2 separate regions of the Homo sapiens genome follow, and region 2 is linked to region 1. Evidence: chromatin contacts called from ENCODE Hi-C or POLR2A ChIA-PET data. All regions are on one chromosome and are shown on one strand. The core of a region is the stretch at or near the end of the contact, and the rest is flanking DNA. Distances in the headings are between cores, read along the strand shown.

The links. Hi-C counts contacts between places; a loop is a spot of excess contacts on that map. ChIA-PET counts read pairs that join two places held with the same protein, here RNA polymerase II (POLR2A). Pooled maps may share reads with other maps.
Region 2: a map of B cell shows a loop between it and region 1 (4-fold over the local background). The contact joins two enhancer-like sites. A Hi-C loop is called at or near these places in 16 of 168 maps with a recorded cell type or tissue (B cell, CD4-positive, alpha-beta memory T cell, CD8-positive, alpha-beta T cell and 13 more), 27 of 37 single-sample maps with no recorded cell type and 19 of 50 pooled maps. POLR2A ChIA-PET finds 5 or more read pairs at or near these places in 10 of 52 experiments (CD4-positive, alpha-beta memory T cell, MCF 10A, OCI-LY7 and 5 more).

Annotation. Positions count from the first base shown.
Region 1 is chr7:24,834,571-24,837,511 of GRCh38, forward strand. It overlaps OSBPL3 (oxysterol binding protein like 3), which reads right to left. Exons shown (of 23, transcript NM_015550.4): 15 at 1-166. Among named protein-coding and RNA genes, the nearest start is that of GSDME, 79 kb to the left of the region's middle. RefSeq lists an enhancer at 1-14. Within about 2 kb of position 1,666, at least 4 of the 41 ENCODE cell types and tissues checked have a DNase peak (open chromatin) inside an H3K27ac peak, as active enhancers do; they include B cell and OCI-LY7, where a contact is called at or near this core.
Region 2 is chr7:24,876,692-24,879,612 of GRCh38, forward strand. The region is part of intron 2 of OSBPL3 (oxysterol binding protein like 3); the gene reads right to left. Among named protein-coding and RNA genes, the nearest start is that of OSBPL3, 100 kb to the right of the region's middle. Within about 2 kb of position 1,305, at least 3 of the 41 ENCODE cell types and tissues checked have a DNase peak (open chromatin) inside an H3K27ac peak, as active enhancers do; they include B cell and OCI-LY7, where a contact is called at or near this core.

The sequences.
Region 1 (2,941 bases), core at 416-2,915:
TTCAGGGGCTCGTTCAGCTCCACCGGCATGGCCACCTTGGACAGGTCCTTCCCGATGTTGTTCCTCAGGATGTTCCACAGGCTGATGTTACTGCTGCTCGGGCAGGGCGCCGGCAGGCACGTTCTTCTCCGGGACTTCGCTTCCCGACCACTATCAAGGACAGGCCCTGAAAGGGAAAGAGGCCTGGTTGTCTCTATAAAGCTTTTCATTTTATTCTATTATTTTTAATCCACGAATAAAACCTTACGTAGCAAGTAGTCAATGTTACTATTAAACTCAGTTGTTCAGAGTATGGCTGAAGTCAGAAAACCGGCAAAAGAATTCTGAGCAATTAAATACCAAAAATGACACACACTAAAACCCATCGACTTTATTCACAGGGAAGACCTTGAATTGCTCCTCAAAACCTAGTTCCTCATAGCTCATACACACTTAGAATAAAACTGGAAATTGGATTTCTATGCCTATAGTTGCTTATTGTTTATAAAAACTTGTAAACTTTTTAAAAAATCACTTTAAATTCTGGTAAAACAATTGTGTTTATTACAGGAAAACTATAAAGGAAATAATGGTCTTTTCATTGCTCCACCACCCCAAAATAGCAGCCATTTATATATTAGAGTATCTTCATTTCGTGTTTTCTCCATTTGTGTTGTTCATACTGTATACGTATTTTATATTCTGCTTGTTCAGCTAACAGAGTATTTTTCCATATTATTTAAAATTTTTCTAAAACATCAGTTTTTGCTCAATATCACTAATCATTAGAGAAATGCAAATCAAAACCACAATGAGATATCATCTCATACCAATCAGAATAGCAATTACTAAAAAGTCAAAAAATAACATGCTGGTGAGGCTGCAGAGAAAAGGGAATACTTATACACTACTGGCGGGAATGTAATTAGCTCAGCCATTGTGGAAAGCAGTTTGGCAATTTCTCAAAGAACTTAAAACAGAACTGCCACTCAACTCAGCAATCCCATTACTGACTATATACCCAAAGGAATATATATTGTTCTACCATAAAGACGCATGCACGTGTATGTTTATCACAGCACTATTCCCAACAGCAAAGACATGGAATCAATTTAAATGCCCATCAACAGTAGACTAGATAAAGAAAATGTGGTACATATACACCATGGAATACTGTGCAGCCATAAAAAAGAATGGGATCATAGCCTTTGCAGCAACATAGATGGAGCTGGAGGCCGTTAACTAAGCAAACTAACACAGGAAGAGAAAACCAAATGCATGTTCTCACTTGTAAAGGGGTACTAAACGTTAGTTCACATGAACATAAAGAAGGGAACCATAGACACCAGGGCCTACTGGAATGTGGAGAGTGGGTGGAGGGTGGGTAGTGGGTGAGGATCAAAAACCTACCTATTTGGTGCTATGCTTATTACCTTGGTGATGAAATAATCTGTACAGCAACCACCGTGACATGCAATTTACCTATAGAACAAACCTGCACATGTACCCCTGAACCTAAGAGTTTAATAAATCATTTTTAAAGACTGTAAAATATTTTTTGCCTATATCTTTATTTTCTTAGGATATGAAGAAGCGGGATTACTATGTCAACAACTCTGAATGTTGTTAGACTTCTGATTCACATGATCAGACTGCTTTTCAAAAAGGCTGCCCCCAACTTCCCCATTTATCGGCAGCAGATGTGAACATCCATCTCCTGAGGCCTCTTCAGGCTTGTCATTTTCATTTTTAATTTCTGTCAAATTGTCAGGTGGACAGTGTAACCACCTTGTTCTAGCTTACATTTAAAAGATTTCCTGTGTGGTTTGGAGTGCTTTCATGAGCACTTCTTCTTTGCTGAATTGTCTGCCTTCCTATTTATGTATTAACACCATACTCTCTTGTTTTATATTTGTTTTACAATTCAATCCCCACTTGGTATTTACCTTTAAATTTGGCCCATGGAGTATTTTGATGAATGAAACATATTTTAGGTATGCCAATCTATCAATCTTTTCCTTCGTTTCATGCTCTGAAATTCCTATCCTCCATTGTGCCTGTTTTCAAATGAAATCTCTTGCATATTATTTTTATTTATATATCAATAAACATACTTTGTTGATATATATTTTATTAAACATATATATTTAACATTTACTTATTATAAAGCCAATCACTGAATAAAGGGGCTGCTCTGATGAACAGAAACACATGAAAACAGGGCCACACTGTGCATCTCATGTTAATCTAATCATCCAATTAACTTCTGAATTTGTTTTGCTTTTTTAAAATTAATTTTTTTTGAGACAGAGTCTTGGTCTGTTGCCCAGGCTGGAGTACAGTGGCATAATCTGGAGTCACTGCAGCCTCTGCCTCACCGGCTCAAGCAATCTTCCTGCCTCAGCCTCCCAAGTAGCTGGGACCACAGATGCACACCAACATGCCTGGCTAATTTTTTGTATTTTTGTAGAGATGAGATTTTACTATGTTGCCAAGGCTGATCTCAAATTCCTGAGCTCAAGTGATCCACCCACCTCAGCCTCCCAAAGTCCTGGGATTACAGGCGTGAGCCACCACGCCCAGCCTGTTTTAGTTGCTTAATATGGGTAAATACAACATAGGTAAGTAGCTGCAAATGGCAGTTTTAAAATTAATTAATTAAATATTGAGATAGGGTCTTTCTCAACAGGGTCACTCAGGCTGGAGTGCGGTGGTATGATCATAGCTCACTGTAACCTCGAACTCCCGGGCCTAAACAATTGTTCCACCTCAGTCTCCTGAGTAGCTCAGACTACAGACATGCTACACCACGCCTGGCTAGTTTTTGTATCTTTTTTAGAGACAGGATCTTGCTATGTTGCGCAGGCTGGTCTCAAACTCTTGGCCTAAAGCAATCCTCCTGCCTCAGCCTCCCAAAGTGTTGGGATTATAGGTGTGAGCCACTGTGCCTTGCCTGTAGTCA
Region 2 (2,921 bases), core at 55-2,554, 42 kb after region 1:
AAACACAAAAGAATAGTGCCTCAGGAAATACTATCCAGTGGGGTCGGCTGAAATAATACATAAACCTAACTATATAAGCAATAATAATATAAAATAATTGGAGAACACTTTCTAGCTCTATGAAAGCAGGAACCTTTTCTGTCTTGTTCACTACTTAAAATAGTGCATAGTAGATATTAATAAATATGTTGAAAGAATAGAGCAACTACAATAGCTAACACTTAAGCATCTTCTATATGTCAGATAATGTGCTAAATACCATACTTACATGATCATGTTTAATTCCTGCACAACCTTTGAGATTGGATTTATTAGTATTCTTTATTTTTTTGCATGTGGAAACTGAGGAAGAGAGAATTAGATAACTTCCCTGATGTTACAAAACCAAGTGACGAAGCCACCTGACTGCAGAACTTACATTTTTAATCATTCTGTCACATATTATAGCATACTGCATTTTTACTGTAGTTTAAGTATGTAAATTCTGATGAAGAAAAAGGAGTAAATCCCATTGGGTAGAGGAATAGTGGTGGGCCAAGACCTTGAGACAATTGGAAGGAGTTAAGAAACAGTGCAGTATGGATGGAGGCAAGTAAGGTCTTCAACCCTGCTCAGAGATAGCTACTGTTTTCCCTATACTGTAATCCCACCAAACAGGGAAGGGAAATTAGCCTGTGCATTTTAAGGCTGCCAAGTCTTCGCCATTCATTTTTTTTCATATTTGGAAAGCCTGCCCCATCTACCTCTTAGCCAGGTAAATTCTCATTTAGGCCCAAACCTCCTCCCTGGATGACAGTCACCTTGCACTGTCAGCCTCCCTAGCTAGAACATGGGTTCCGTGAGGACAGGGACTGTGTCTTATTTATTACAATCCTACTACCTGGGAAATAGGGGCCGAAATAAATGTTTACTGAATGAGTCTGCAAAGCAAGGGGGGTATCAAAAGAGTCCCCCAGAACCTTCGGGACATGGGACTTTAATAATGTGTGCTGGATTAGAGTGAGTTGGCACTCAGGACAGAAAACAAGAGGGATGTTGGTTTCTCTTGGCTAAAGGAACCAGGACTTAGGAGTATCTCCTGGTGACCCCAAGAGTAGGGCAGGCACCTTGAGCTGCATATCCTGAGACACAGTACAGGGTAGACTTGGGCCCTTGGGGAAATCAAGGCCCTGCTGACTTAGCCCAACACGGCTGCACTGATGTCTCATCCTGTGGGGTGTCAAGCTTAAAGGTCACCATGAATACCAGGTGGAGAGAGAAACATGGGAGGGGTTGGGGGATGTGGCTTCTTAAGGTTTTTGCATGAGTTTCACTGAAGACAGTCTGGTGCTGTCATCTGGCATTAAATTTAGTCTGTTTTACTGAATGTCTGAAAAGTGCCAAAGATAGAAAGCTGCTTTGTGATTGCAAAGGCAGCTAAGCATTTATTCATGCTCATGCGCTGGCCAAGTTAATTTCCATATTGCTGAGTGCACGAATTGAAAGCACTTCCCTCCAGCACAGCTGTTTCCACAGGCACCTTTCAAATGCTGAATCCTCAGTCACTACCCTTGCAGTGATGTCAGAAATAGAAAACGATTAAAACTTTTATTCTTCTTGCAGCTCAAGAGTGTTGGGGAAGAAAGTTTTGTGGTTGCCTCTATCAGGCATGGTTGGAAAACGGGTGTCCTGATTACTCACTTAATCCGTTTATCAGTTTTTTAAAAATCACAAGGCAATACCCAGCCTTAAATCATGTAATTTAATGTGTCTTTAATGATTTTAAAGGCATTCAAGATCTTCCACGGCCTATTAAGAAAGGCTAACGATCATCAATATTACCTTTTATGATTGTTCTATGAACACTGACAATACTTGTCAATAGATTTTCAATTAATAGAATGACAGCTTTAACTGATGCTAGACCAAAACTGTACTCACATTTCAATCACTGAGAACTGGAGTTGTTGTTTCTTGTTAAATGTTTCTCAGCTATGGTTTTTTGTTTGTTTGTTTAGCACCAGCAGGCCTGATAGCAATGGCAATTTTTAAGAAAAGAAAAAATTAGTTGGGAGAAAGGTAGTGTATGAGCTCTCACTCAGTGCTTCTCAAACTGTAATTTGCATGTCAATCACTTGGAGATCTTGTTAAAAATGCAGATTTAAGTTCAGTAGGTCTGGGGGAGGCCTGAGATTCTGCACCTGCACAGATGAGGCTATCACTGCTGCTGGACCATAAGCCCAACTTGAGTAGCCACATTCCAGGAGACCAGGCTGTCTCAAAAAATTGGGATTTGACTTGACAGAATCTGAAGGCAAAACCAGGACTAACGGGTGGGAACTACAAGGCCCTGGATTCCAGCTTTGCCTAAAGGATGGGTTGTCTTACTATCTAATGAGTGCTATGAAAAATGGCAAAAACATGGCTGATCTATGAAAGTCTCTGGAGTGCTCCATCAGAGGCTGGTGGTCACCTGGCAGAGGCACCACAGAGAAGATTCCAAGACTGGCAGGGAGTTTAGAACAAGTGAGCTATGAGATCCTTTCTAAATCTTCTATCATAAACTCATGTCATACTAAACAGCAGCATTTGCATTAGCTCTATAACCTCAAGTACAATCCCTGACTTTGGGATCTAAGTGAGAAGATTAAAGAAAACAGGAGACTGAGCAATGAAGCTCCCACTTGGGTTCTGATGACTAAATGGGAGTAGCAGTCATCACCCGCCACCGTCACCATCCCTTCTTTCCCTTCACACACAGATGTAGCTCTCCAACCTCAGGCCAGAGCTAGGGAAGTGAATATCCAGATAATTCAGGCCCCAGAATGTTTCAAGTCTTACTACTTGGTTAGCCACAGACCAAAAACACTGGTGCCTTCATTACTTAGATAATGGGAGAATATTCATGCTGTCTTTGTGGTGAACCCTTGAGAAAGGGAAGG